Regions from separate parts of the Homo sapiens genome. Here regions 1, 2, 3, 5 and 6 are each linked to region 4. The links are chromatin loops, found by intact Hi-C in ENCODE. Cell type or tissue: HepG2. All regions are shown on one strand.

Region 1 (5,000 bases), 230 kb before region 4:
TTGAAGGAGAGATTCAAAAATCCAGAATTGGTGAAGGGCTAAGAAATTGTCCAACTTTACAATGGAAATGGAAAGATCTGGCAGATGAAATCTTAGGGTTTTACTTGATAAGTAAAAAGAGAAACCAATCATGAGAATTGTCAGAAGGCTAGGAAGAAGCAAATGTTGCCATATCGTTCAAAGAATTATTAGGCTACATTCTGGAAATGATGAGAAAATTTGTAGTTGATCCCTAAGAAAATTCAAGAATAAAATTTCAATCATATGACTTCAGAGCTCTTAGAAAGGAATGAGCATCAGGAGTCAAAATAAGTTCACAACAAACAAACCCTTCCACATAGTTGTTGATGTTGGTTTTCATTGTGTTACCAAAGAGGGGGGATCAGGATCAGGCAATAGATCCACTGGGTATATTTCTGGGAAACATGGACAACAACCAGGAAAAAGAGAATTGTTCCAGGTACCTCTAAATCAGAAACGTTTATTGCCAAAGTAAAATGAAGATGAATTCCTCGCTGTGTTCAGTCATGTTTGGTAATCCATCTGCTTTATATTCAGGTTTTTATTCTGGGTTTTCTTTGAGCATGGGTGGACAAATCTATGTATAAAGCATTTCCTGCAAATTAGGCCATGCACAGTAAAAAGTTAACTTGTGACTTTCTAGACAAATGCCATTTCATATCATTACTCCTATTGATATTTATGCTATCCTTTCTAGCATATGAACAATAAGTTACTATCATTTTCTAGACAAATTAAAGCTTTAGTGACTTGTAGAAAAGCGATTGGGTTTGGAATTCGCTAAGCGATAATCATTCCATCGCCCTAGACTAGTAATGCTGGGCGAATGAAGTTAAAACTCCATGATGAACATGGAGAAAAGCACCCATCCTTTTGGAAGAGTTTTAGCTTGGCAAGGAAACTGGCAAGTTTTGCTTTAATGTAGATAGTGGTACCTGCATTCTCAACCAGAGCTCCATTCCAACATGGCCCCGGAGAAGCTCTGTACAGCGGAGCCCTCACATCATCTGCACTATATGTACACTTGGTCAGGCTGTGTAAACTTTGACATGTGGGTGTCAATCTTTCTCATATTTGCAGATGGCTTTATCAGAGCGTGATTAGTTTCCAGAACAAATTTGAGCAAAAGAAAACATTACCTACAGTATGTAAGCCAACAGACCAGCTAGTTTTCAGATTTGTCTATTTACATGGGCACTAGATGTTTTGCTAAGGCTCTCTAACACTGATGGTAATTGAACAGTGCCAGTGTGTTAGTGGAAGCTGATGAGTTGTAAAGGTTTTATAAACAACTAGGGTGGATTTGGCCACAGCCTTTCTAGTAATGTTTGTTAATCTCCCTGAGCAAGTGTGCACCTAACACAATGTAAATACTCCAGAATTTGGAGGTGTCAATAGTGTAACTTTTACTGTTTGTAAAATCATTCTTTGATATCATCAGTAAGTTTACTGAATGTCCCATGGCCAAATATAATAAAACCTTAAGTAAGCGCTTACAGAGAAATAAGGGAAAACATGTGTTTTATTTTTACCCCGCTGCATGTTTGTTAAAGGATCACCGTAGACTGATAAATAGAGTCATGACTGTGCCTGTGTGTAGATTTCCATCTGGATTTCAGTTAAGGCTAGTTTTACTCTATGCTGAGGAGGAAAAGTATCTTTACAATTATTAGATGGCTAGTTTACCTATTTCACTGAGAAAGACTTACCTTAGAACTTTCAGGGAAAATCTTTACTGATCTCAAATTATCAGCAAATTCAAAATTTCTTTAAGATTAATTTCAAGTAGAATTGAGGGTGTGGGTGTAGCTGGTAAAATCTGTGTTCAGAAATTCTTGTGCACACACCTGTTTTTGGGTGTGGCTGTGCTTTCCAATGATGTCAAATCCCATTATTCCTCAGCTCCCTTGTTAACCGCTAGAGGGCGGATCCATTTCCAAGGGTTTCCTGGGCAAGAGGGAAAATCCTTCTGAACATCAAAAGAAAAATAGTTAAAAGTTTTCTGTTTTTTTTCTCTTTTTCCCTTTTTTTTTCTGTGAAGAGTCTCATCCCCACCCACCCCCTGCATTGTTGATGTCTGTGAAAACTTTGGGAATATGCAGTGTCCTAGTGCATCTGATAAGACTACAGCCCCGGAGGTTAACAAGCAGCCCCTCTGGCTGCAGTATTGATGCAGAGGAAATGAAATGGCGGTGACATTTTAAAGAGGAATTTGTGAACCACAGATATGAGCATGGCTAGCGCAGCATAGTGGCACATAAAATCAATACAAATAACCCGAACCTTAATACCTTGATCCAGGGAAGAGACTAGCTTTATCAGACGCCAGGCGGGGAGCGGCCGGTGGGCCACCTGCGCTGGGTGTGCTATTGACCTACTCTGGAGAGGCGTTAAGCCAACCACAATTAGGAGGATTTCTTTTTTAGAGATGCCTTTTGCTAGAGAGAATTTTCTGGGGAAATGTGTGTCATAATAAAAATAATCTTTGAAACACCTCCTTGCAGCAAACTTGATCATACCACATTGTCATTGTCAAAACTAAGACACTATATTTTTTCTCCAAATTTTACAAATTGTCTCTGCTTTATATACACACACACACATACACACACACACATATGTATCTGTGAAAATCGTCTGAAGATGTACTGCCTTCCCCTTCTATAGTTTCTAAAGGCTGAGAATAAAACTTCTATTTTGTGAGATTACAATTACTGCTCTTACTGTTCACTGCAAGAGGAAAAAGTCATTTTCTCTTCTTTGTAGCATGAAATTCTTATTGTGCATAACTAAGTTTATGCAGCTAGCTAAAAAATCAATGGGAGCTAAGACCTGGCATTATAAAAGGGTGGGACTCTATTGATTGCAATATTAAATTTTCCCTCTTTGCATAATTTCATTTAAAAAACAGGCTGAAAAAACCTGTGATCAATTTAATTTGGAAAATGTATTTTTGAAGAATATCCTTTCTGTTTTTTGTTTTACTTCTTCTTGAGATGTTATGACAAAGAGCGACTTCATTTTTCAAAACTATGAAAACCCTTAAGCACAGGTAACACTGTTTTAGATTTTATAAGATATGTGGGGTAAACTCAGGAAATAGAGGTTGGGGGGAGGCACAATCTTTCCCATGCACATCTTTTTGGCAATTTTCCTTGTGTGTAGCTCTTGTCAGGTTTTATTTGCAAAGAATTAGAAGGCCATGCAAACACAAGACCTATCAGAGTGTAGATTACTCCTGATGTTGGAGTGGAAAACCAAGTATCCTCTGAAATCAATCTCCTGTTTCCAGATAGATGTATGAGTAACCAAGTGTCCCCCTTGAATAAGAAGCACAGATTTGGCTGAACAGAAATAGGGCAATCTTTCAATAGTGGGAGACTAACTCTCACAAAACAGAAAAAATAGAAAGAATTTATTTTCTTTGTCATATTCAATGCTTGAATGGAAAGCAAGTACCTGCCTTCTCTAGGTCTGTGTGAAGAAGAGGACAAGATGGTGGATTTCTTTCCATTATTAATGATTGACTTTTCAAAAGAGTTACTTCTGTCTTTTAATTCTGTAGGATGAGGGTGTCTGTGCACAAGAGGTGTTTGTTGTGTAGCACTTTGTCTCGATGAACTGTGATGTCATGGAAAACCCAACAGCCTCTCCTGGTCCACACACAGGAGTGTGGCTTGGTCTTAGGGCCAAACACATCCCAGTCTTGGCCTGAATTTCGGTTTCTCCCTGCCCTCACCTGCCTTGGACAAGCCAGGTGCACGAGTCCTAATGCTGAAAGCTCTCAGGAGACAAAACCCCTCCGTTCCGAAAACTTCCAAGTCCTGTGCAAATGCACGTATGAACCCAGGGCTTGAGAAGGTGAAAGCCACAGTGGCGTGGAATTGCATGTGTGAGTGTGTGTACAGAGTAACTCTGTTTGTTTGTAGGTCCTTAGTAGAAGGGTGTCTAATGTTGACTTTTTGAGGCTAATATTGTTTGAATTTTCTATCCTGACTCTAAGCCACCTTACAGAGGGCTCTTTTTCCCATGCTGTTTGTACACTCATTACCTTTTAAAATGTCTTGAAGTAGTAAACAGTTCAACAGTTCTCCCTTCCATCCACCCATTGTCAAGAATAATGGGGGCCAGACTGCCAAGTGCAGCGTTAGATGTTGTCGCCTGCTGCTGGCCCTGGCCATAAATATTTGGAGCTTTGGGGCAATCATTCGTACACACTATGCAGTTCAACAAATCCTTCATGAAAACCCAGTCGGTTACCCTGAGAAAAATGTGTGGCCCAAGACATATTTATCGGGGTGGATTTCTAGTAATGTGATTGACACAAGGCTCTTGTTTTTTTGGTTGATAATTTGTTGTAAAGGAAGTAAGAGATGGTGTAACATACAGGCTTTCTCTGCATGTGTGTGAATGTGTATTTGCATGGGTGTTTCCTTTCACTTGAATTGAACTCCTAAAGACCACACTGTATTTTTCCTTAGTTTGAGCAACAGAGAGAGGGTTGTGACTTTCTTCTCAGGGTAGAAAGAAAATCATTTAATTTTAGCCACTTTATTCCTGGTCTTTGTGTATGAAGAAATGAATCCACATCTCTATTCCTTTGGCTTAGGACAGGGCACGGGGAGGTGGGGTATGCTTGGAAAAGGCCAGGGAACAGGGGGCGTATCCATCTGACTCCTTGACATTCTTCCAGGGAGAATCCTCCTTTGTTCCTTCAGGCAAGTGAGTTAGAGAAGGCTTGTAATTACTACATTGTCACGTTAAATTAAAAGCAATGCCCTCCTGGTGGCCTGTCAGCTTAAGAGGCATCCCTCTCTTTCAGGGCTCTGATGTGGCTCCTGCCAGGCCCTTATTGTGCTGGTGAAAAGGCCAAGTGAGTCTCAGCCTATTCCCATCCAGAGACATTCTGGAGTAGGATCCTGGTACATTTCTGCCTTAGGGTTGTGTGTGAGTCTGTGTGTGTATTTTAAGTTTGAAAG
Region 2 (5,000 bases), 350 kb before region 4:
CCAGATCTGGAAATACCTATGGATATAATGTGGACCCTTTGTCCTTGGAGCTTTCTGAGCCACATGTTGGAGTTTCATCTCCAGAGAATCAAAACCAAGCTTCTGGGCCCAGGGTGGCAGAGTCAGTCACAGGAGTCGTCTTCCCCAGTGCAGAGCAGTTGGGGGTCCATCCATGCCAAGGCGCCCAAAATGCCTCAGGGAATTGTTGGTGCTTTGCCTTCCCAGACCCAGAGCTTTGATTAAATTTAGAGATCACAAAATCGTTTAAAAAAAAAACTTCCATTTTCCTTCCATTTCAACCCATCCTGAACAGTGAATCTGCCAGAACTCACTGCTGGACAGCCTCCTGGCTGGTTTTCTATCACCTCCAGGACAGGGTCTGAGCTCTCGGCTGTGGCCCACCGCTTTCCTCTGTGCCAGCCCTCCATTTTTGCTTGTTACCATACACTCCTACATTTCCAAACACTGGTGCCCGCCAGCCTGATCTATTGATTGTTTCCCACATTACTATTGCTCCAGAATCCAGTGCCTTTGCTCACACCACTTCCCGGGATTTAGAAGACTTCACTCTCCAGGCAGCATTTCTCAGTCCCTTCTCATCCCATGCCTCCAGCTCCACCACACATCCTGCTCTGGAGAAGGCTTCCTGATGCAAATCCCCCTAACTCACCTCAGGGCCTTTGCAGTAGCTCTGCTGTTCAGTATTCCTGCTCTTTCTCATAACCTGCTTCTTTTAAAGTTCCAGCCTCAACCCCCCGTTCCAGTGACACTGTCACATCACCCCATTTTACTTTCTTCCAGTGCACATCACGATTTGAAATCATCTTGAAGTTGTGTCCACTTGTGTGTTGTTGGTTTTGCCCTACATAAATGTAGACTATGTGGTATCCAGTGCTTTCTCTGCCTTGCTCACCTCTCTATCCCGGCACCTGGCACAGTGCGAGCACAAAGTAGATTCTCCGTTAGTATTAACGCATGAATACATGAGTGCAAGTATTTGTGGCCAAAGTCAGCCAAATATAATTCCTGTCCTCCGTGTCGTGGCATCCTGGGTGGATAGACCAGCCCACTACAAGCCTCTGCTCAGTCTGGACTAACATCTGCTTGTTCATCATCTCCTCAGGTGAGTCCTCTCGCTTTACCAATTGGAGGGTCGTATCTTTCAGAGATAGGACGTAGACATCTGGCTTCACTAGGGCATAGCAGGTGCTCAGGAAATAGGCAAGGCTAATACAAGAACCCTTCCCGTGGCCCAAGAGGCCAAACTCTGGTTTGTGAGGTAAAGGACAACCACTGTCTTTGCCCACTGTGAGGATGGACTGTTTTGAAAACAAAAGAGCTGCCATATTTGCAAAAACATTTAGTTACAACACTTTTACACTAACCTGCATAAGAAATCATATTCTAGGTCACAAATCAGAAAACTAGGACACACAGGCCAGATCAAGCCAGCCACCTCTTTCCTGATGGCCTGGAAACTCAAATGGTGCTTTTGAATGGTTACATTTGAAATGGTTATATAAGTACCTAGATAATATTCTGGAATTTTCCCTCTTGACCTACCAGCCGAAAATATTTACTCTCTGTATTTTGCCAACACCTGATTGATTTAGAGTATTGAATTATCTTCCAAAAATCTTACAAAACAGCAAAAGCTGTTTAATGCTGTTGTTCAGAAGATCAAATGTGCACTGGATGAAGTGAGCATGTGCAGAACTTATTTTCAACTCTAGAGAGATTGCTACGTTCTAGGAAAAGGTCTGCTCAAGGAACAGATCATCTACTCCACGATGCAAACAGGTTGGTCACGGTGAGAACGCAGGTGCGCCAGTCAGAACGCGGCCAGTGGGGAATGTCGGACTGTGCGAGGAATCGGCTGCAGAAGAGCATATTCAATCCTACACGAATGTGTGGCTGAAAATGCCAATTTCACCTAGGTTCAGCCCATTTTTTTTCACCCGTCAGTGTTAACTCTGATTCCGTGAGGTCTGGCTTTTAAGAATGGCAATCCTTTCCATCACAGCACAGTGCATGTTTCTCCTGATGGCTCAGGAGACACCCTCAGACACAGACGGGACCTTTTTCCTTAAGATGAGGGTGCGCTGCAGAGCGGTTATACCTATGCGTGTCCACGTGGGGGCTCCATAGAACAACATCTGTGTTAGAGCCCACTTCAAAACCAACCCACAGCCTCTCAATTGCCAGCTTACACCAAATATAATAAATGTCTGCCCAAATCTGTAATTTCTGTAAATACAATAATAAACGTGATCTGATATTTTGTTATTGAGATAAAAGAGATTTTCAGGTGAGATTCTTCTAGCCAGAAAAGCCAGTCTAGGAGTTAGATTTAAATGTTATTTCCATTCAGGTTGGGGAATTCAGAGGACCGGCTTGAAGTCAGTCCCCTGCCTGCCCTGGAGAATCAGCTGGGGGCCAGGGGACCACCACCTTGCTTCCTCTGGAAGAAGCACACTGTTAGAGTGCATCGGTCACCAGGCATTTCATGCCACACTAGGGCTGTCAGGAGTCCAATATCTAAACCAAGTGATGCCTGATCTGAAATAAGAGAACACTCTGAGTGGTCCTAATTTCACCAGAAGTACCATGTCAATGGTTATAAGTAAACTATTCATGTCGTCGGTGGCCTGGAAAACATTTAGAAACCTTCATGACCTTAATTCTTCTTAGCTCTTTACCATTTTTATAGACTTTCACTTGCAAATCTCATCTTATCTCATAAAATATACATGCGATGATATTTAAATTAAAGGAATTTATCACAATTAAATGACTAATTTCATATCTGGCCCAATACTTACTGTTCCTTTGCTATCTTTCAGAGGCTTGAGTTAGTTTACTTTAAAAGACTGTGTGGGGCCAGGCGCAGTGGCTCACACATGTAATCCCAGTACTTTGGGAGGCCAAGGCAGGCGAATTACTTGAGGTTGGGAGTTCGAGACCAGCCTGGCCAACATAGTGAAACCCTGTCTCTACTAAAAATACAAAAATTAGCTGGGCGTGGTGGTGGGCACCTGTAATCCCAGGTACTCTGGAGGCTGAGGCAGGAGAATCCCTTGAACCCGGGAGATGGAGGTTGCAGTGAGCCCAACCTGGGCAATACAGCGAGACTCAGTCTCAAAAAAAAAAAAAAAAAAAAAAAGACCACGTGCTCTCCTTCCAACAGCACAGTCTTTTTGAAATATCTGAAGCATGACCATGTGATGTAAGCAGACATCACTGAGCTGTTTCCAGACATCAATTTTTTGGTATTGAGCCTCAACAAACCTTTCTCTCATCCACCTGGTGCTGAGAAGTTATCCAAGAGCTAAGACAGAGCTCTCATTGGGGTCCTTGTGCACTTTTCAGAAATGAAAACAGATCTCAGAAAAGTCCATTCCAACCATATTCTGCTATCAATGGTATGTCTGTCCTGTCATGGTCTTATATTTCTCCCTCCAGTCTGAACAAATGTTACCAGTTTCAGAGTTTTTAGAATTCTTACCAGATAATAATTTCTCCAGCCCTCTGGGTTTAGAAAACAATACTTGAGGTAAGCTGTTTCTGATCTCCTGCTAATCTCAGATAATTGCTTTTGGGTTTCATGGGGAATCTGAAATTCTCTATGCCAGATTCACTGAATGGGTCTATGGGAAAGGGGCTTTTGGGAGACTTTTCACCTCTACTAACAAATCTGTCTTTAGCAGAGGTTCTATTGCAAAAGTGTCCTTTCTACCAACTGCCAGCTTGTTGTAAGAATCAAATACTACTAATAGGAACTCTAGATATTCTTAATCAAGTCCCCAGCTTCCTCCCTCCCTCCCTGCCTCTCTCTGTCCCTCCCTTCCTCCCTCCTTTCATTTTTTCTTTCCTTCCTTCTTTTTTTCTGTTTCCCTGACTTTGCTTCCTCTTTCTCTCTCTTTCTCCTTTGTCCTTCCTCCCTGTATTTTTTTCTTCCTTTATTTATTTATTTCTTAATTTTTACTTCTTAAATTGTTTAATAACCTTCTGGGAAACCCCCAGAACCTGGCTGTCAAGTACAGCTCTCTTGTTGGGTGGGTTTGAGTGGGAAAAGATATTTCTGAGCTTGACCTTGCAGTTCCTAGGAGAGAATATCAGGATTATGTTGGTCCCGCTGAGACTGCGGAACCTCAGGTAAAGTCTCCAGATGCTCTGCCAGTTTCCATTGAATTCTCTGACTTTCAACTTGGTAGTTAGTTCTTAGAGCTTACATTAAACTTAGACGTCACAACCTCAAGCCAAGAGTTCTGGGGGCCAGGCCTTTCTGACAAGTTGTGAATAAGCTGTACTTTCTGGAATAAGGACAGAGGCACCAGAACTCTAATGCACAAAGCTCATTGTAGAAAAGGCTACACATCCTAGGCCCACACGACCTTGTTTGGAAGTGCAAACCCAGCTACTCCACAGGCTGTAGCATTCTCTTGGACATGGATGGGTACACATTCTGGAATGGTTCCTCAAACCTCCATTTTACAAAACTAAAGCTACCATCAAGGGTTCTATTGGCCAAGTCGTGTAAATTGTTCCTGGAGGCTTTGCTTTCTGGGGAAATTCAGATCCATCACTGCCCCTATCTTTGGGCTTCAGAATGTTTCCACCTATTTGAATCTATTCCCATCTGTGTGCTCACTGCCTGGACAGTGTGGAGGTTTGGGGGACTGTGTGTCTCCAGGTTGGCTATAAGTTAACCTAGAATTTAATTTGGGTCTTTGGATGTCTCTTTAGAGTAAAACTTCGTGGATAATTATGAAAGTCAAAGATCCTTGAAATGCCTGCTCTTCCTTTGCAGCCTGGTTGGTTAGATAGACTCCAAAGGAGAAAATTAATTTTGAGGAATAACAACCAAAACTTAGAATGTGACTTTGCTCTTCTAATCCTTATAGAAAATATGTAAGATGTGGACTATTACTGATCCCCACTTGACAGAGAAGAAACTAAACCTTGGAGAGGTTTGGCAAATTTCCCAAGGTCATGAACCT
Region 3 (5,000 bases), 190 kb before region 4:
CATAAGCACAGGATGTGTCCTTGATTTCAATTAGCTCTTCACTGGTTTCTTTGACCAGCATTGTGTAGGCAGCAGCATAAACGTCCTTTACATGTTTTTTTACATTTATACCTAAGCATTTCTCTTTTTTTGAGCAATTGTAAATTATATTATATATTAATTTTGGTGTCCATGTGTTCATTGCTAGTATGGAAAAATACAATTAACCTTTTTATATTTATCTTGTATTCTGCATTGTTGAACTCACTTATTAGTTCTAAGAGATTTCCTACAGATTCCTTCAGATTTTTTATATAGACAAACATGTCATCCACAAATAAACGCAGTTTTCTTTCTCTCTTTCTCATATGTATGTCTTTTATTTACTTTTCTTGGCTTGTTGCATTGGCTAGAAGCTCTGGCAGAATGTTGAATAAGAGTGGTGAAAGTGGACATTCTTTCCTTGTTCCCAATCTTAGGAAAAGTGTTCAGTATTTCTCAATTAAGTAATCCTAGGTGTAGGTTTCTGTAAGTGGTCTTTGTCAAGTTAAGGATGTCATCTTTTCCTATTTTTCTGAGAGCTTTTATCATTAATGGGCACTGAATTCTGTCAAGTAGCTTTTCTCTGTAGATTGATATAATCACGTGATTTTTCTTCTTCAATCTATTAGTATGGTGAACTGCATTGATTAACATTCAATATTAAACCTGCCTTCTATCCTGGGAATAAAACCCATTTGGTAGTGGTGTATAATTCTTTCTATCTATCACTGCATTTTATTTGCTAATATATTGTTAAGGATTTTTTGTTTACATTCATGAAGGTCTATAATTTTATTTTTGAACTGCCCTTGTCTGGTTTTGGTATCAAGGTAATACTAGTTTCATAAAATAAATTGGAAAGTGTTTTCTCTCTTCTCTATTCTGGAAGACATTGTATAGAATTGGTGTTAATTCTGCTGTACCCATATGGTAGTATTCTCCATTGAAACCATCTGGGATTGGAGACTTCTCTTTTGGGGAGTTATTAAATTAAAATTTCAATTTCCTTCATTGTTATAAAAGTATTCAAATTTTCTGTTTCATATTGGGTAAATTACGTTTTTTTTTTTTCAAGAAATTTGCCCATTTCATTTAAGTTGTCAAACTTATGTGTGTAGAGTTGTTTATAGTATTTCCTTTCTATCCTTTGCTGTCTGGAAGGTCTGTAGTGATTTCTCCTGCTTCACTCCTGAGATGGTATTTTGTGTCTTCTCTCCTTTTCTTTGTCAGTCTTGCTAGTGGTGTGTCAGTTTTATTAATCTTTTTAAAGAATCAACTCTTTTTTTCATTGATTTTCTTTATTGCTTTCTGCTTTCACTTTCATTCAGTACTGACTGTATTTTTATTAATTTATCCCTTCTTCTTGCCTTGGACTTATTTGCTCTTCTTTTTCTAGGTTCTTGAGGTAGGAGCTTATATTATTGAGCTGAGAATTGTTTTTCTAATGTGTGCACTTAGTACTATGAATGATAAATGTCTGTCTCTCTTAGCACCACGTTAGCTGTGTACCACAAACATTGATGTATATTTTCATTTTTATTCAGTTCAATTTTTTTTTAACTTGGAGCTTCCTCTTTGACCTATGTGTTATTTAGAAGTGTATTGTCTAGTTTTCAAGTATTTGAAGATTTTCCTCTTATCTTTCTGTTATTAATTTCTATTTTTATTACATTGCAGTCAGAGAACACACTCTCTATGATTTCAATTCTTATAATTTTTTGAGATTTGTTTTATTGCCCGGGATATGGCCAAAATTGGTATTGATTGATGGTGTTCACCTTTTCTCTTTTTCTTGGTCAATCTAGTTAAAGGTTTGTCAGTATGTTGATTTTCACAGAACTAACTTATGGTTTTGATAAACAACATAAAGATGTTGGAGAGCAAGGAGGCATTGGAAATAAACCAAAAGCTGAGTTTTCATTTTGGCCACATGCTCTTCATAATTGTTTATTTTTGGTTTGAAATAAATAAATAAACAAATAAATAAAGGGTTTTTATGTATGATGCTTGTGCTCTAAGTAATTCGGGCAAGAGTGACACCACTGCCTGCCTATCAGCACTTGCAAAGAAAAACCAATTACTGTCAGCCCCCTTCAAAAAAATGTATCTGCTAAAATTGCTTGATGACATGGAAATCCACACTGAGGTGCTTATACCCAGGGGCAACCAAGTCTCCCCTGCAGCTGGGGCCTATAACCATATTTCCTTCATTTCACAAAAATCAAAAGTTTAGGAACCACGAGGAAGGAGCAAGAATAAACACCACTACAAACCTCAAACCAACAGCGCTGAGAGATTACAGCAGCCTCACCCTGCCATTTGGGGCTAGAGACTGCTCACATTTATTCTGTGGTCAGCGTCCATTGGAAAGCAACGCAGCACACACCACGGCTGTGTTTGAGCTGATATTCACTAACACTGAACTAACTGCATTCCAATCCAAAGACTTCGCAAGTGCCCTCTTTCTTAACTGGGAATCTGGCAGAATGTTATATTTAAATATCAAACGTTGTTAATCATGTCAGCGGTACTTTAGTTTGGATAAAATGTCTTTCCTATTGTAGCTAATTGCTTGAATATCTGCAGACTGATATACTCTTTGTAGACATTTATGCTGTCCTCTTTTTATAACTTTATTTCATTTTCTCTTCATTTCTGGTGTTGACTCAAAGGGCCTTTATCACCTCATGCTGATAATCTGTGCTTTATGGCCGCTGGTGTGATTGGGAGCAGTTGAAGCCGCGTGCAATAATACACACATATAAATATTTGAACAGGAAAAAGAAGGTCTGTCTGATGTAGACCAAGGAAGAAATGCATTTAAACAAATAATGCCACTAGAGGGACCTTGACTCTGAACCACGAATAGGCAGGGTCAGACTTGGAAGGGCACCCTCTCATTGCCCGGCTTGTACGGGTGGGCGCTAGTGCCACGGCCCATTTTAAAAAGCAGGTTCTTCCAGGCCCCATGGCACAGGGAGCCGAGCTGGGTCCATGCCAGCAGGCTTATGACGTCATTGTTGTAGCTTGCTTATTTGGTCAGGATCACTAAAATAATTCCCTTTGAGAAGAATAAATTTGCTCTTGCAGAAAGTTAAAGACCTGAGAGGTTTTAATTAGTTTACCCTGCCCTCGCCTTTGGTCGCCAAACGTTATTGCAGAGTTCAAAGAACATGATGTTGTGTGTCTCCCTTTCCCATTTTTGCGTGGGGGCCTTTTCCCCCTTTTTAGCACCTCCTGTGAATAGTTGAAAATGAGTGGCAAAATGACATTCGACTTAGAAAGTAAGAGCACCAGGAAGCAAAACTGGAGGCAAACACAGCAGCTAATTTCACCAGGCATAGCTGGTGCTGTCCGCGGTTGTCCCTGACAGCGCGGCCGACACAGAACCACCTGTGTTTGCTCACTAGCTTTCCCCAATCTGCGAGAAAATGGCCCGGGCCGGTCACATGGCAGCCAGATAGGCCAGGCACCATGGGAATACAAAAGCCGGAGCTTTTAGCAGAGTTAATCATTAATGCGCCTTTTCTTTGTCCCATTCAGGAGTGCTGACAGGGCTTTGATAGCCTGTATTTGCCATCAGCCGGCTGCAGTCCTAGCCAGGTACTAATGAGACCCCTGGCTCCAGGCTCCCTGGCAGAGCCCAGAGCCCAGCCTGGACCCAGGTGCTGCCATCAACCTGAAGCCTGCCTGCCCCCTGAGCTCCCTCCTGCTGCCCGCTGTGCCCCCACTCCTTAGGCCTTGTTCTGGTTGATCACCCACCTGCCTGGAATCCTGCACGTTTCTGCAAAGCATCTGCCTGAGTTCAGCGAAGCAAGGCTAGGAAATGTGTGATTATAAAGCCCATAATCCTCTCTTCCCCTGTGTCATCCTTCCCCCAGCTAGGAAAAAAAAAAAAAAAATTAGAAAGCTAAGCTGAATTTTTTTTTTGTTTGTTTGGATGTGTACCAAGGATGGATTGTTTTGCCCTAACATCAGTGGGGTGTTTTCTTTCCAAAACTTAGCTTAGAGAGTCACCCACGGGTATATTCTAATATTTCCACTCAGCAAGTAAAATGCAGGTGTCCCTGACAGCAATTTTTTTAAATAGAAAACCTCACCTTAACATCCTTAATGGTAAGTAGCTTGTGTGTCAACATGACTGGAGCTAGGGTGAATGAGAACCACATTAAAACCTTCCAGCTACCAGTTCTTTTTTTTTTTTCTTTTTTCTTTTGTGATGGAGTCTTGCTCTGTCGCCCAGGCTGGAGTGCAGTGGTGCGATCTCGGCTCACTGCAACCTCCGCCTCCTGGGTTCAAGCAATTCTCCTGCCTCAGCCTCCTGAGTAGCTGGGACTGCAGGCGCATGCCACCACTCCTGGCTAATTTTTGTATTATTAGTAGAGATGGGGTTTCACCACATTGGCCAGGCTGGTCTTGAACTCCTGACCTTGTGATCTGCCCACATTGGTCTCCCAAATTCGGTTCTTTTATTTGAAATCACCACCCTCCCAAGAACGAGATATCCCAACCTTCTGATTTTATGCTTGGCCTCCAGCGTGCTCAAAATGTTCTTCAGATTTGTGCTACCATCTTACCACTAGCCTTCTCAAAAACATAAACCACAAATGCACCATTGTCCTTTAAGAGTAGTTGAAAACAAGCAAATCAGCATCTTTGAAACCTGGCTTAATAAAGAATAGAGATTTTAAAGTTTGAGGGAATTAAAGAGCAGAGATTTTTTTCTAGGAACTGTACACATGAAAATTTTGCTGATGGCTGCTGATGATATATAAAGGCATTGCCAGTAAACGTATTACACTAAATGCATGGTACTGCCAATGGTTCTCATATCTCCCTTTCTCCAGCGTCAAAATACCTTTAAAGATCATATCCAATTGATCTTTACAACATCTAGGGCATATTGGATGATGTCAAATTGTATTGCTATCTTTTTTTTTTTTTTTAGCAAATGAGGAAGCAAAAGTTGACTTGGAAGT
Region 4 (5,000 bases):
ATACTACCCTTTTTCTGAGCCAATAGCTTTCTCAGGCTGTATATGTGCCACCTTGCAACTGGCCTCTTGCAACACAGAGAATATGAAAGAAAATTTTTATCATTCTCTGGTAGTCTTTTGCTTTCTGGAGTACTCTGTTCTGTAATGCACAATTAGAAGTGATTTCTCCATCAACATAATGAAACTGTAGTTAAAATGAGTTCACTATTTTCAGGAAAATTACTGAAAATGATGATGATGATGTCACCAAAGCTGGTCCATCAGGAAAGCATGCAGCCAAGACATCTTTCTACTATTCAACATGGACAATTTAGTTTCACCCAAAACGCCATCTATCATGTTAAACTAATGCTGATAATTTGAATTTGTTGGTTTTATAGGGTTTAATAAGTGTGCAAAGTTGTATGTTGCTCTTGGTTAAGAGCTACATTCACTAGGTGATTCTTCCTGGAGTTGTACAGGTTTATGAGATATGTTGATAATTCCCTGATGTCTTTTTCCTTACAAGCAGTTGATACTTTCTCAGGTTTGGTGAGGACCCATGTAGAATTACAAGAGAGAATCCACCTGTGGCTACCCACTGCTGAGTCTTAACACTGCAATTGGCTGGATTGGGGCAATTCATACAACTTGTCACAGAAGCAGAACCAGGATTCTTCCCTAGCAGTAAATAGACAGGGACCGTGTGGGGCACCAGAAGCAGCTATGCAGGCACTCTAGACAGACCTTCCCATCTCTGCACAGGGCAAAGTCGGTCCCAGCCAGCAGCTGCCTCCCCGGGCATGCACCAGCACATGCAGTGCAAGCTTCTGCAGGTTGACTTAGTGTGATGTGAGAAAGTATCATTCACATGTTTCATGTCGTGTACTTTCAGAGTTGGGCAGAGAAACCGTGTCCCCTGTGTGGACTGCCTGCAGGCTCTCTGGGACAGACCCAGAGGTAAAAAGCCAGCACATTCCCCGTGTGCCTGCCTAGGCTCTGTTTCCCAGACACTCATTAGAGCCTGACACATTCTGACATATTCCACTTAGAAACACCTTATCAATAAAAACCAAATGCTTTTCGTCTTTGGCCACTTAGGAATCCCACACTGGGGACACAGTCCACGTTTAGTGGGCAATGCTTTTGGCCAGATGAGGCGCAACTAAAACTTCAGTACAAGTTTGGGGTAAAGTGCTGCATTAATTCAGGGACTGGCAAACTGTGGCCAGGAGGCCAAATCTAGGCCACTGCCTGCCTTTAATAAATAAAGGTTTATTGGTACACAGCCACTCCCATTTGTTTTCATTTTGTCCATTACTGCTTTTGTGCTACAATGACAGAGTTGAGTAGTTATGACAGAGACCATATGGCCTGCAGAGCCTAAACTATTTATTCTCTGGCCTTTTACAGAAAAAGTTTGCCAACCCCTGCATAGGAATAAAAGGAAAATAGCCCCTTTCAAGGAACCCCTGGAAGGGTCCGGACACAATGCCGGCTCATGGTTGTTTTCCATTCCTGCTCTGACTCCCAGGCTGCAATGCAGTCAAAGCCCTTTGAGCTCCCCTTGCTAAATAACTTTAACCTTTGTGAAACAAGCAGCCATCCTTCTTTTGCAGAAGGAATGACAACGATCATTTTTCCTTGCAGGTTATGGGGTGGTTAGCCATGTGGGCAATGGGTCTAGACAGCCAGGTTTGAATCCCTCCTCACCTTTTGAGCCCTCTGTGCCTTGGTTTACCTTTATGTAAGATGAGGATAAGAAAAGCGTGTGTCCTCTAAGGCTTTTATGAAAATGAAATGAGATACTAAGAACAAAGTGTTTGTTTTAACTTGGACTGCCTCATCCTACACGATCAATAGAGACAGGGATTCTGGAGTTAGAGGATATCTTGAGAGGGCATCATCACTGCTGTCTTTCTGAGGAGTAAACTGAGGTCCAGTGAGGAAAAGTGACTCTGCTCCCACCCTCCATAGATATTGAGGCAGGTTTAGGAGGCAGAGGCTCCAATGGTAACGGCTGCTAATATTTTTTGAGCTCCTCTGGGTGAAGGGCCTGGGCTCCACACTTGACTTGTCATGTCTCATTGAGCGTTCGTGGCTGCCCTGTGAAATAAGCATTTTGTTTACCCCGACTTTACAGACAGGGAAGAAGCGATGGTGCTGGAACTCACATCTGCCCAAGGTGAGCTTGCAGGAGCTCACGGCCAAGCCCTGGCTGCCTCTCCACGCAGCGGCACTCATGAACACACTTGGGAGCAATACAACATTTTGGGTTCCAGGGATAGAAGGGGTCAGGGGAATTCAACTAGAAAATGCCTCAAACACCAAATTCTCCATCTGGGTAAAACTGGAACCTTTCTGGCTACCCCTCTTCTCCTGTGTACAGCATTGCAATGGGTCCATCTAGTGGTCAAAGGCAAGAATGTCCACCGGTCGGGCCTCTGAAAAGCAACTGAGCCAACAAGCCCTCCCATCTCGGCCAATCTCAGCAGGCCAAGGGACAGGCAGCCTGGCCAGACGTCGGCCTTAAGGAGGACCTGGCAAGGGACGTGTCCATGGATGTGCAAAGGAAGGGGGACACTGGCAGTGGCCACCTCTCCCTCCTCATCTTTTCAGAGCCCTGTACCCCAGTTCCACAGGAAGCAACATTGCCCCTCAGAGGACATTTTACAGTGTCTGGGGACATTTCTGGTTGTCACAACTGGGGGATCTTTCTGGTGTCTAGTGGGTAGAGGCCAGGAATGCTTCTTACCACTCTACAGTGATAGGGCAGCCCCCCCACGGCAAAGAGTGAGCCTCAAATGCCAACAGCGCCACACAGCACTGGAAACCCTGAGGTGTCCTCCTTCCAAATGGAACCGGGCAGGCCTGGGGATTCCACGAGGCTGTGCGTGCTCAGAACCCTTGCATGTGCATTCCTGCCTAGACCGCTCTCCCCATCCCCACTCTCTTACCTCATCCTCTTCCTTCACCTCTCAGCCCACTTGTCTCCTGTTCGGGGGAGCTCATCTGCTCATGTCTGCCTCTTTGTCTGGGTTTTATCTCTCCACATGCAGGCCTGAGACAAGGATTTGGAGGCAAGCAGTTTATTTGAGAGAGGATTCCAGGAAGCATCTGTAAGAGAGTGAGGAAGAGGGACCGGAAGTGTGGGGGTGGAAGCATTGAAGGGTGAGTTGATGGGCAGCCATTGCTGTGAGCAGCCGAGGTGTGGTCTCTGAAGGAGGGGGGCGGGGGCATGAGGACTCAGAACTGTCCCCTCCAGGAGAATGAAGCCAAAGTGTTTATCCTTCAGCTCCCTGGCTGTTCCTGCACACTAGCCACTTACATTGCAGCTACCTGTGCACTGATAAAGGAACTGATGTCTGTCCGGTCTGCACACATCTCTCCATTGTGAAGGGCATTCAAGTTTGCCCTCTCTCACCCTGGTCCTCAGAAGCTAATGGGTCACTTTCCCAAATTGAAGCTCCAGAGACCAGGAACAGAGGACTGGTATAGTTGATGAGTCTACACAACAGGAGGCTGGCCCCACCTAGTGCAAGGATTTGGGAATTGTGACATCACCCTGGAGGCAATGCTAGCTCCCCCATGATCCACGGCCACATTGTTAGGGCTATGGAAACCTGACGGTTTGAGGGCAGACCACCAAGAGAATTGTTACATCACATCCCCAGCTAGACCAGGCTTAGTTTGCTTAGTAAGAAAGGCAATATTTTTGTTGAATTTCACATTTTCTACCAAGTAACGAATTAACCTTTTTGAAATCGCAGAGGAGATCACAGCAGGAAATGAAGCCATATCCTGTACACGCTGGCTACCACATATGAACCATCAGAGAGATGGAGGGCAATGTCTGGAAGAAGGACGGGAAGAGGGAATATAAGAACATTCAGTATTAATGGATTCCAAACTCCGTGTGATAACCAGCCGGTCCTGGACCAGTTTATCATCGCAGTGTGGACTGATTCTCTTTTGCAGGAAGTTAGTTTTGACTTCACCAGCTGGATTGGAGGGCACCTGTGGCATACCTTGTCCTATTGCTGTGGGGGACTTCGTCCAGCTTTTAGACATGCAAGACTAAATGTGAATACCATCTATACGTAAGTGGCTGAGAAAATGCTGTGGAGAAGCTTACAGCTCTCCATCATCAGCGATATAAGCACACTTTGATTAATCAGGTGAACTGCATACAATCAGGTAGTCTTGCTGAGGATGAAGAACTTTATATGGATTTGGGGTAATAGGACTAAAGTCCTTAGCATCACTTGTTTGGATTTTTCTCGTTTCATGAGTAGTTGATAATTCAGCAAAGGTTTCTTAAGCACCTAATCTGACCATTGCACAGAGGGCTAACTGCGGGGAATACAGCAGAAATGACATCTAAATGGCACATAGGGTACCACTCCCCAGCTGTGCCCATGCGCTGCAGCGAAGGGAACTACATTTCCCGGGAGGCCTTGCGCTCTCGCTTCCTGGTAGATTCAGCCAATGGGAGGCACTGGCCGGAGATTGGCTGCTGGGAGGAGGAGAGAAGCCTGGATGTGCCAGCCTCTTCTTCCTGTTTCTCATGGCTTCATCCATGATTTTAGCTCCAGCACAAGGCAGTCTCTCTCTGTGCTCCCATTGTGCCTGGCTGGGAGGGCACAGAGACCTTGGGCTCAGAGAGCCCCACATGCATTCTCCTTTTGCCCCCCTGGCCTAGGGGTGAGATCAGTTTCCTGGTGTTGCTCATATCTGGATTTTGTCTCTACTTCTTGTTTGACTCCTCAACTCTTCATTCACCTGTGCCACAAACCCCCATATTAAGTTCTCTCTGCTTGAAATACCTAGTGTAGTTTCCGGGATTTTGGACATCTTGCCTACTCCTTCAAACATATTTCATATCCCTTTCCCTCCTGCATGAGGCGTCCCACTCCCTGGCATCCTTCTTGATGTTCTTTTTTTTTTTTTTTTGAGACAGAGTCTCACTCTGTCGCCCAGGCTGGAGTGCAGTGGTGCCATCTCGGTTCACTGCAAGCTCC
Region 5 (5,000 bases), 210 kb before region 4:
ATATTTGTTCCTTTTTTTCTCTGAATTCAGATCCTGGTCGTCTTTCCCTAAATTTCCTTTTTTCTTTTGTCGTGGTTATATAGAATTGAATATTTATAATGAAATAGACCTGCTGACTGGGTCACAGTGATAAAAGATGCTGAATGCTTCTGGTTCCAAGTAGTTGCAGTTGATGAATGAATCCCAGGTCCTAGCAACTGTGCTTAAAGGGATACACCTGCTTACAGGTGGTTAAGGGGAGATCTATTTCTATACATGGGACTGCCATAAATCAGAAGGAGATCAAAACATTTAAAGCCAACCAAGCAGGCAACATTTTTTGAGTAATTGAGGCTTGTTTTAGAAAACAAAAAATGTCTGTGTTAGTCCTTGTCTGTCAAACATTATTCTCTGTTTGATTAAGCTATACAAACAGCAGGACTCTGATGTAAGCAAGATTTTTTCTTTTTGTATGCTGTACATAAATGTCTTTAATCTTTTGAGTTAGGAATTTATTGGTGGAGTCTTCATGAGTAAATCCAGCAAATCTCTGAAATAATTTTCCCTCCAAAAGGAAATAGAGCAGGGAGGAGGCAGAGAAGGGTCAGTGAAACTCAACCCAAAAACAAAACAAAACACATTTTCCTGGAACAACAAAGTAGGTAAGAGTCCAGCTGACTTTTAGCCAGCTTAAGTCTGGGGTCTGGGTGAATGTGCCTTGGGTCAGGTGACGATAAAGGGACTTCAGACCAACTTACCAGCTGCAAATGAAAGTTCTTTCTTGGGATTTCAACAATAAACCAAACAAACCCACAGCACCATCCCCAAGTCTGCTATTCCAACTCCAGGAAAAGATTCCACACAGAAGGTCTGCAGAAGACAGTTGGACCTGGAATGGTTCTTCTTATTTTAACAAAAAGAGTGAAATGTGGATGCTTAAAATACACAAAAGGTTTGAATCTTGACTCCTGTGAGTCTTGACATTTGCATTTTATTCTGGGAATTTTCAAAGGATAACTGTGAGTCGTTAATCAAAGGACTTTTAGACATTGGGTGCATTTGTTTGCCATGGCTGTGTAACAAATTCTACAAACTGGGTGGGTTAAAGCACGAAAATTTTATGTCTCACAGTTTCAGAGGCTGAAGTCTGAGATGTAGGTGTTGCAGGGTGGGTTCCTTCTAAGAACCCACTCCATGCCTCCCCCCAGCTTCTGGTGTTTTGCTGGCAATCTCGGACTTTCCTGGGCTTGTAGACCCATCAGCCCGGCCTCTGCCCACGGTTGCACATGGCGTCCTCCCTGCATGTTGTCACCTTGGAGTGGGCCTACCCTATTCCATTATGACATCATCTTAAGTAAACACATCTGCAACGACATAAGGTCCTCTTTCCACATAAGGTCACATTCTGAGGTACCAGGGTTATGCCTTCAACATTTAGAAGTGGAGTGGGGCACAGTTCAGCCCACAACCATGGGTGTGGTAGTGTGTTTGTATGTGTGCGCAGCCACCCTCACCCTTTCTCCACCCCGCCTCCTCAGAGATGCCACACCCACTTCTCAGACTCCACTCTTCTCTCCCAGGAAGCCTGCTAGCACCCAGCCCGCCCCACCCCACAGACAAACACACACACCAGATACACACCACACACACACATCTCCACCACAGCACACCCGTGCACACATGCATCACACTACACACACATCACTAATACTACACACACAACCTGCACAACACATGCACACCACACTACCACATACATACCATACACACCACCACACACACATACACCACCACACACATACCATATACACCACCACACACACCACCACACACATGCAGAAACACATACCAAGCTCCCTTCTATGTGTTTTCGTAGTGTTTTAATTATAGCTCTATTGTAAGTCACCAAATTAAACGTTTATTATAGTTATTTATATTTCCTGCCAACTTCTTCTAATTTGGTCATTTAAGCAGCTGCTATGTCTGGTTAATTTTTGTTTCCCACAAACAAATCGGTGTCACATGCACAGTAGTCTCAATGAACATTAGGTGAATTAAACCGATTACAATGAAATGAGCGTTAATCTAACAGGCACAGAAAAGAGAATGAGTAACTGCACGGCAGTGGGAGCGTCAAGGCCAGGTTGGGGGTGGTGAGCTGCGCGTTTTCTCCCAAACTCCATGATGACAGTGGCTCGGCACCTCACCCCCTGTGCATAGGGATTGTAGTGTAAGCCTAGCTTCAGAGCCATTGCAGCAGGATGTAAGGTCCCCTCTGATGACAGCATTAAAGGACCCTGACCCGTAGGGGGAGTTCACCCACACTGAGGAGAGGCCGGGGCCACACTGCTAAGGGCCAGGCAAGACAGACCAAGGACTTGAATTCCACAGGAAGGGCACGGGGAACCACTACACGTCTTCCCGCGAGCTGAGGTACAATATGACTGAAGCTGCACTTTAATAATGGACCATTAGGCAAATTTATGTGCAAAAATCTCCACATTTTGCAAACAAGGCAGGTATGCGTTGTCTGGTTCATCGGAAATTCCATGCACAACTTGATGCGCTCACAAATTCGCAATTCAGAATTAATTGGTTTTAGGCCATGCATTTAGGTCAGATCACCCAGACATTCCATTTCATGTGGTGAAAAGAAATTAAGTCAATTTTCCCCCCGCCAGACCCTCGGCTCTCATCTCGCAGGCCTGGCGTGCGTCCCTCTGCTCGCACGGGGAGGAAGACAACCTTTAAAGGCATTCTCATTATTTCTCAGGGAGATGTCATTAAGTACTGTAAACATGTCCTGAATGAGTCCGTGTCACAAAGACGGCAAAGTGTTTATAGAATAAAAACCTATAAGCACCAAAATGAGATAAAATGGGGGAGGGGGAGAGAAAGAGGGAAAGAGAGATTTTTTTTAAAAAAAAAAAGGAAAAGGAAATGTCTTCCTGACCAAGTTCAGCTAAGGTGTGGACTATGTGGTAAATTTGCCCTAATGAGCTTTAACTACAAAAGAAAGCAGGGATGGAACCTACCTGGTCCATGGGCCCAACTCTCTGTTCCCAGGACCCTGGCAGACATCACTGACTCATCACGCCCATCTCCCTTCTGAATTCACCCCAACTGCCCCTGTGAATTCACACCTGGCAGACATCACTAATCAATCACACTCATCGCCTTCTCTAAAGTCACAGCTGGAAGACATCACTAATCAGTCATGCCCATCTCCCCTCTGAATTTGCCCCAACTTCCTCTAAAAATTCACACCTGGAAGACATCACTAGTCAATCTCACTCATCTTCTCTAAAGTCACAACTAGCAGACATCATTAATCAATCATGCCCATCTCTCCCTCTGAATTCACACCTGGCCTCAGAATTCTTGCAAGGAAGCAGTCTAATCAGCCATTCTAAGTTGCAGTTCAAACTGATGGATATTTCTGTTGAGGGGAGGCTCCAGGTGTTTCTTTCCTAAGCCTATGCTACTGCACTATAACAAGAAGAATTATTGCCCAAGAATAAATGAACACACTGTCTTACTTGAACATTTTCCTATTTGTTAGTTTACTTTGCATTGTTGTTTACAATCAAGTTCAGGAGAAAGACACTCAGAAGTCTGCATTGATTTTAATCCCCCGGAGCCTGACAATGTGTGAGCACACAGGCTGGAGATGTCTGGAATACCTGGTGCATGGAATTAAAGTTCATCAGTGTGTTCCTTTCCAAAGAGGAATGATAGCATTAAGGCTCTCCTTTGGGGCTCTGCCCTTGGCCACCAGAAGCCTTTGCCCTCCTCATGCAGATGGCAGAAGTGCCTGAAAGTTTATACCCCACCTGGGGCAAGCCATAGACAGTGATTGGCAGTGTGGGGTATGAAAGCACAGCCACCTTGCTTGCAGTGGGACAAGTACCTTACATACCAGAGTCCCTGCAGGGTCAGGCTGAAGGTCCCCTCTGCATGACTTTGAGATAACACCTCTCTTGGCTTCCTCCCTTCCTGGCCTGGTTTTTCCCCTTCCTCATCGACTTCCCCTGGGAATACATTCTTAATACTTGATCACTTGTACGGGCACCCTTGTCTTGAGTACAGAAAGAGCTGTGGGTAATCAGCTCTTATAAGGCAAAGTGTACACCTGACCTGTGTTCTGTCACTCTAAGTTGTGCCAGAGCTGCTCCTGAAACTCCTCTTGCCCTCTTTCCCAGGATATGCCTGGCTGTGTCTGTACCATGGAGAACAAGAGGCTGGAACAGCAGGAGCCCATCTGCTGAGTTCTACAAAGGTCTTCACATGGAGATAATGCACAGTGTCTGTTGCACAAATAAGTAGCTACCAGGAGACTTCAGGCCGGGAAGTCCTAGAAATAATATTGTCCCCAAAATCAACTGAAACAAAACCATTAAAAACTATCAAAATCTACCCAGTAGGAAGTATAAGAAGAAACTAAACGGGACTACAAATGTCTTTTCAGGATTTCTGGAAAAGTCTTACAGGTATACAAATATTAACTGAAGAAGCTGAGAAATCACAGATAAATGAAAAATGATACCACCACTCAGGAATTATGGCTAACACTCAGGAATACTGCTATTTTGGTATTCTACATATAAGAATGTATATGTAGACTTCTGTGAATATGTATGCAAATTTAACCACAAAAAAATTACAGTAGACTTTTTTGTAATCTGCTTTCATTTAATCATAAATGCTAACCACAGAGTTAGCATTTGCTATGCTATTAAGCAATTCACAAAGTAGTTTTACTTATTTTATTTATTGTATTTCACAGGTACAGTGATTTGTTTTGTTTTTAAATAAACAGGCAGAACTTCTGCACCGAGATGAATATTAATTCCTTCACAGCAATAACCTCAGGGGCCTATTCTCTAGTCAAACAGAGTAAGTGTTATCAAAAACAGCCTTTGCTTGTGAAATTTGAAGTCTGTGATGCTTCTAAAAGATACTCAAAATGATGAGGCTCTTCATTTGTTTAAAACAGTTTAAAGTCACTCAAAGCCAACTGT
Region 6 (5,000 bases), 300 kb before region 4:
CTGTTCATTGATTCATTCATTCATTCAGTGGGATTTGAGTGCCAACTGCATACCAGGACTATCTGGATGCTTCACTGAATAGAAACCACCCACTGGACTTATTTTGGGGGAGTTGGTAGGGAAAGGGGAGGATGACAGACCATGAAGACAATACTTGAGTAAATTGCTCTCGGCCCTCCTCTCACCCCAAGGGCCCTCTTGGGTAGGGAGGGGTTGGGAGGTCCTCTCCTTAAGGGAGGGGTCTCTCTCAAGCACCTTCCCCCTGTAGCTAAGCAACCCCCAACTAGACCATGTTACTTAAGGGCCTGGCTCAGGTCACCTGCCCCCTTCCCACAACCCCACTCTCCCCGAAATGCCAACCTCATCACTGTGCTGATTCATTCCAAGCCATCCCCTGAAACCTAAAATCCTTTAAAATGCCTCTACCTCTTTCTTTATTAATCCACCCATTTTTCAGATCACCGAGGTACTTTCTGGATGCAGAAGCAATCGGAGTGTCTGCTGTCTGGCAGCAGCTGGTCTCTAAAATTGTTCAGGTCATCATGTCAGATCTTGAGATCGGGCTGAGAATGCGCTTCCTGGCTGGATGACTTGGGTCTCATTTGACTCTGTCCAGCGAGAGACACAGCTCTACTCTTTCTCCCCACCCCAACCCACCCCTCAGGTGCTCTCTTTCCCATTTCCACTTTCTGGATGTGAGGTCTACCCAGACCCTCCTTTCCCAGGTAGGCGGTGTCCTTGGTTTCGGGGGTATGTGGCCCAAATCCCCTCCCTTGTCCTGCCCCAGTGGGTTACAGGAACTTTCTTGCCCACCCCCCACCCAGATACGAGGGGCGAATGAGTGAGTGTCCAAGTCTAACTCCCATGTGAAACACTTTCTATGGAAAAACTAAACTCCAGTTGGTAATGAGAGGGAGACACCACATTCATTCATTCATTCATTCCAAAAGCATTCACCAAGAACTTTCTGGGTACCAGGTCCAGGCAGCCAGGGATCCTCCTGGCACTGAGAGGCACCAACAGACAGCACAGGACTGGCCCATGGGGTCACCAAGGGAGTGCAGGCTTAGTGGAGGGAGTTCCGTCTTTGCCTGGGGAAAGGAGGCAGTTTACTTAAGGATTAGCTGCCCCCACCTGCATGGAAGGTACCTTCTACTCTTCCACAATGCAGGCTATTCAGGTCTGAAAATAACACCGTGTTTCCGGGCCTGGGCCTTGAGCCCCAGGCTGACCAGAAGCTAACCAGCTTGATCTCACATTAGCAGCTTCAGCTTGTTGGCTCACTGGGCAGTGATAACCATGCCAGGGTCTCTTCCAGCCTAGACAGGCTGATTCTATGAAATAAACAAAAGACATCTGAGATGTTTTTCTCATCTGAGACACGGGCCCCTGGGCAAACTCCCCACTCCTGCCCAGAAACTGAGGCCTTCCAACCCTTTCTCCTGTACTCCAGAGCCCCTGGAGGGAGCCTGGCTGTGCCCTTCAGGGGCATTCTCCACTCCCTGTCCTGGTGAAACCTCAAGAATGAAGCGCTTCCTTTTCTGAGAATAGCCACCACATTATTCCATTCATGACCCCATGCTTGCAGAAACGCCATGGTCCTGGAAGCAGCTAGAATAGCATTGTGGCTTGCCAACAGTCCCATCTGAGGGTCATTTATTGCACTTCTCTGTTTCACTTTCCTTGAATATATGGACAAATGCAATAGTTTGTGAAAACTAAAGGTGAAATTTCATATTGCTTGTATGAAAGCAAAATATCCTGCACGAAATAAACTTTCCAACCCTCTTTTCTCCCTCCCTTTTTCCTCTCTGTGCCCCCAACCCCTCCCGCCTTTTTCTCTGCCCTGTTCTTTCTCCTCGTCTCCCTCTCATCTGGCATGCCTAATCAATGGTACCTAATCACTCCTCTACAGGCTGACAGATGAGAAGTTCACTGTATAGAGATGGGTTTCAGAAAAACTGGCAACATCTGTCCCATTCCTAACTCCACCTGATAACCAGTTGTGTTAGTAACATGGTAGAATTCAATTTTGTGTTTTCTGTTAAAAATTCAAGTGCAGAAATCTGGCTGTCCAGGGACTAGAAGAGCGTACCTATCCTGTCTCCTTTGCGAGTACCACTTGGGTGGTTTTTCTCTCCTCTCCTTTAGATGGCACCAGTTTATTGCAGTGTGGCCACCCAGACACTCCCTTCTGCTACCTCAATTAGTATTCATTGTGCAAAAATAAGAAAATTCCTTCATTACGCTGGTGCCTGGTGGCAATCTGATAACTAAGGCGGTGCATCTGCATTTCCATTATAAACCACATTTCTCACTTAGGGTTGTCGCTCAGCAATAAAAACTTGCTAGCAAGGTCTTAACCCTCGGACATTTAAAAATAAACATTGCATTTAGCTTTTAAAGGGTCTGTCTTTTCCTAATTATATATGTCAAGTCTGAGAATTTTTTTTTCTCCATGTGACCAAAAAAGAATTAGGACTTTATCTAGGTTTTTGGAAATTTCAACAAGGTATCAGTTTGTATTAAAATAAAATGCAAAAAGTGAAAGGTATTTCAATAGAAACCAAAGAGGAATATAATCCTTTTAATTTTGAAATTTATCTTCCCAGAGATGTGAATGATGGATGGTCTATTCTATCACCTTCTACTTTTTGTGTCTCTGGTCAAACCTGCTACAATAAGGCAAAGCTAACATCTGCAACAATTAACCAGAACTTCGTCCACAGTGCATTCCTTTAGGAATCACCTAGATCCTCACTGCATTTGCTTCTCCACTGTTTCAGGAGAAACTCAGTCATAAAGCGAATGCAGAGGTGAGGGCTCCTTGTCGAAGGCCTCAGCCACCCACATTCACAGTAAATGGAATTACCTTCTTCATGGGCCCACTTCAAGACTCCTGTGTTTTTCACAATAGTTCGTATTTCAAGTATTCTGTCCTGTTATCAGGCATTGTATCAAATCATGCATCCTGTTTTTTGATCATAAAAATATCTGGCCTGGAAAATATCTGGTCAGATTGGGTTTCCCAGTCTGGAACTTTTTCACACACGGCTTCTACATGAACCAACCAAAATAAAATCTCAAATCAATGTTGGCTTTCTTTCATCTGTACAGATACTCCTTCTTTTAAAAATAATTTGAGATTGGTAGTTACTTAAATGTTTTCTGTTTAACTCTCTGAATGTCATTAAAATTGGAATTTGTGAATTAACATAAAATAGCAAAGTCGTAGATTTTCATCAATTATAATGCTTCCCTGGTCTATATTCACTTTGTGTGATCAAGCTAAAATGTCTCAGGTACACATTTGAACTGATCCACATAGAAGAGTGACATTTGAATGTTTGTTACTGATCTCTCTCCATCTGCTATTAGCTGCTATTGATGTTAAGTGATACCAGTTTGCTCAACTGAAAGGCAGATTTGGGATTAAAGCATAAACAGGTCACAGTTATAAGAGAAAAGAAATGTTGCGCACCAGAGTTAATTGATTGTTTCTCCCTCTTGGGCAGCTTCTGAAATGTATGCAAATGACTAGAGCCACAGATGAAAGAAAGAAGTGAAAGAGAGAAAGAAAGAGTCACACACACAGGTTTTATGGGTCTGTGCTACTCCCTGAAAGTATATGTGATGCCTTTGAAAGGGTATTCAGAGATGAATCATGAGAATGGGAGTAGAATTACTTGTGTGTGTAACTGACACAAATGTGGAAAACAATTCCTTTCTCTTCCTTGTGTTGGCTTCAGACTGCAATCCCCATTTCCCAACATAAAAAAATAGCTAGATCTTGAAATGCCAATTTAATTGTAAGTCAAGATGGATCACCAGGAAGCCTCAGCTAGGCAGGACTTGCCCAAAGTGAGGTGGGGATAGCGTTGGAGCAGAGTAGCAGAAAGAAATTGTGCAGAGAAAGCAGGGTTGGTAAGGTGTATCACAAAGGAGAGTTGACTCTAGGTTGCAGCACTGCAGTAAATTATGAGGAAGAGGATGGGTGCTGTCACTCACAGCTAAGTCAGTTAGGAAAGTCATGAAAGAGAAAAAATGCACCACTATGGTGGTGCTTGGGGTAACTCCCATTATTCAGTGAAGCGAGTTGGAGCAGAAACTTAGGAGGCCACTGAGGTTTCAGAGTGTAAGTGACTGCAGAAGGATAATTTTCACCCAAAACATCAGCATGGAAAAGTGTAACCACTATTGAAGAGGTTGAGAAACTTATTTTATAACAAAACCATGTCTATAACTAAATGTGTCTGTGCCCTTTTAAGTTGCTTGGGGATGGAACCTGCTGACTAGGAATTATACCCCAATTCACTGTGGAGCAGGGGTCCCAAAGAGTAGCAACAAAAGATCAGGTGAGGCTGGGTGCGGTGGCTCACGCCTGTAATCCCAGCACTTTGGGAGGCTAAGGCGGGAGGATTGCTTGAGCCCAGGAGTTTGAAAACAGCCTGAGCAACATGGCAAGACCTTGTCTCTACAAAATTTATTTTAATTAGCCAGGAGTGGTGACATGCACCTGTAGTCCCAGCTACTTGGGAGGCTGAGGTGGGAGGATGGCTTGAGCCCAGAAAGTTGAGACTGCAGCGAGCCGTGTTTGTGCCACTGCATTCCAGCCTAGGTGACAGAGGGAGATCCTGTCTCAAAAAATTTAAAAAAAGGTCATGTGGGTCTCTAAGCCAGAGATGCACCTGACCTCCTCCTCTGCCAGACACACTCCTATTCACCTTTCAAGATCCAAGTCCAATATCACCTTACACCTGTTTGGATGGCTATTATCAAACAATGAAAGAGATATTAAATGTTGGCAACAGTGTGGGGAAAGGGAACCCTTGTACACTGTTGGTCAGACTGTAAATTGGTGCAGCCATTCTTAAAAACAGTATGGAGTTCCCTAAAGACATTAAAAATAGATCTACCCTATGGCCTAAATATCTATCTTCTGGGTACATGCCCGAAGGAAATGAAATCATCACCTTTAAAGATATATGCACTTCTCTGTT

Evidence for each region. Peaks named below come from ENCODE experiments on the same cell type or tissue, not always from the same donor. Only the 100,000 strongest peaks of a DNase experiment are listed, where the experiment ranks them.
Region 1: a loop joins it to region 4, with 15 times the contacts of the local background. A loop is called at or near these places in 25 of 110 quality-filtered maps.
Region 2: a loop joins it to region 4, with 16 times the contacts of the local background. A loop is called at or near these places in 104 of 110 quality-filtered maps.
Region 3: a loop joins it to region 4, with 11 times the contacts of the local background. A loop is called at or near these places in 4 of 110 quality-filtered maps.
Region 5: a loop joins it to region 4, with 6 times the contacts of the local background. A loop is called at or near these places in 2 of 110 quality-filtered maps.
Region 6: it touches region 4 in a loop (11-fold over the local background); 9 of 110 quality-filtered maps call a loop at or near these places.

Annotation. Positions count from the first base shown.
Region 1 is chr20:22,451,521-22,456,520 of GRCh38, forward strand. It overlaps LOC105372562 (a long non-coding RNA gene), which reads right to left. Exons shown (of 4, transcript XR_937337.3): 3 at 1,731-1,968. Among named protein-coding and RNA genes, the nearest start is that of LINC00261, 120 kb to the right of the region's middle. RefSeq lists an enhancer at 4,483-5,000. In HepG2, a CTCF peak has its summit at 1,942 (motif pointing right); DNase peaks (open chromatin) are centred at 1,081 and 1,941; H3K27me3 peaks cover 2,315 bases.
Region 2 is chr20:22,332,215-22,337,214 of GRCh38, forward strand. No RefSeq gene overlaps it. Among named protein-coding and RNA genes, the nearest start is that of LINC01427, 52 kb to the left of the region's middle. RefSeq lists an enhancer at 1,957-2,251. In HepG2, a CTCF peak has its summit at 2,132 (motif pointing right); a DNase peak (open chromatin) is centred at 2,137; H3K27me3 peaks cover 1,402 bases.
Region 3 is chr20:22,487,516-22,492,515 of GRCh38, forward strand. No RefSeq gene overlaps it. Among named protein-coding and RNA genes, the nearest start is that of LINC00261, 89 kb to the right of the region's middle. In HepG2, CTCF peaks have their summits at 2,870 (motif pointing right) and 3,334; DNase peaks (open chromatin) are centred at 2,406, 2,866 and 3,496; H3K4me3 peaks cover 1,995 bases.
Region 4 is chr20:22,681,809-22,686,808 of GRCh38, forward strand. LINC01747 (long intergenic non-protein coding RNA 1747) reads right to left here and starts at 3,536. Exons shown (of 3, transcript NR_146527.1): 1 at 3,308-3,536; 2 at 2,937-3,096. LOC124904963 (a long non-coding RNA gene) reads left to right here and starts at 3,625. Exons shown (of 2, transcript XR_007067729.1): 1 at 3,625-4,079. RefSeq lists an enhancer at 2,687-3,886. In HepG2, CTCF peaks have their summits at 2,376 (motif pointing left) and 3,526; DNase peaks (open chromatin) are centred at 2,383 and 4,483; H3K27me3 peaks cover 29 bases.
Region 5 is chr20:22,470,272-22,475,271 of GRCh38, forward strand. LOC105372563 (a long non-coding RNA gene) reads right to left here and starts at 1,267. Exons shown (of 3, transcript XR_001754711.1): 1 at 1,109-1,267. In HepG2, a CTCF peak has its summit at 2,277; DNase peaks (open chromatin) are centred at 410, 1,350 and 2,280; H3K27me3 peaks cover 688 bases.
Region 6 is chr20:22,384,043-22,389,042 of GRCh38, forward strand. No RefSeq gene overlaps it. Among named protein-coding and RNA genes, the nearest start is that of LINC01427, 100 kb to the left of the region's middle. In HepG2, a CTCF peak has its summit at 2,155 (motif pointing right); DNase peaks (open chromatin) are centred at 1,159 and 2,139; H3K27me3 peaks cover 2,091 bases.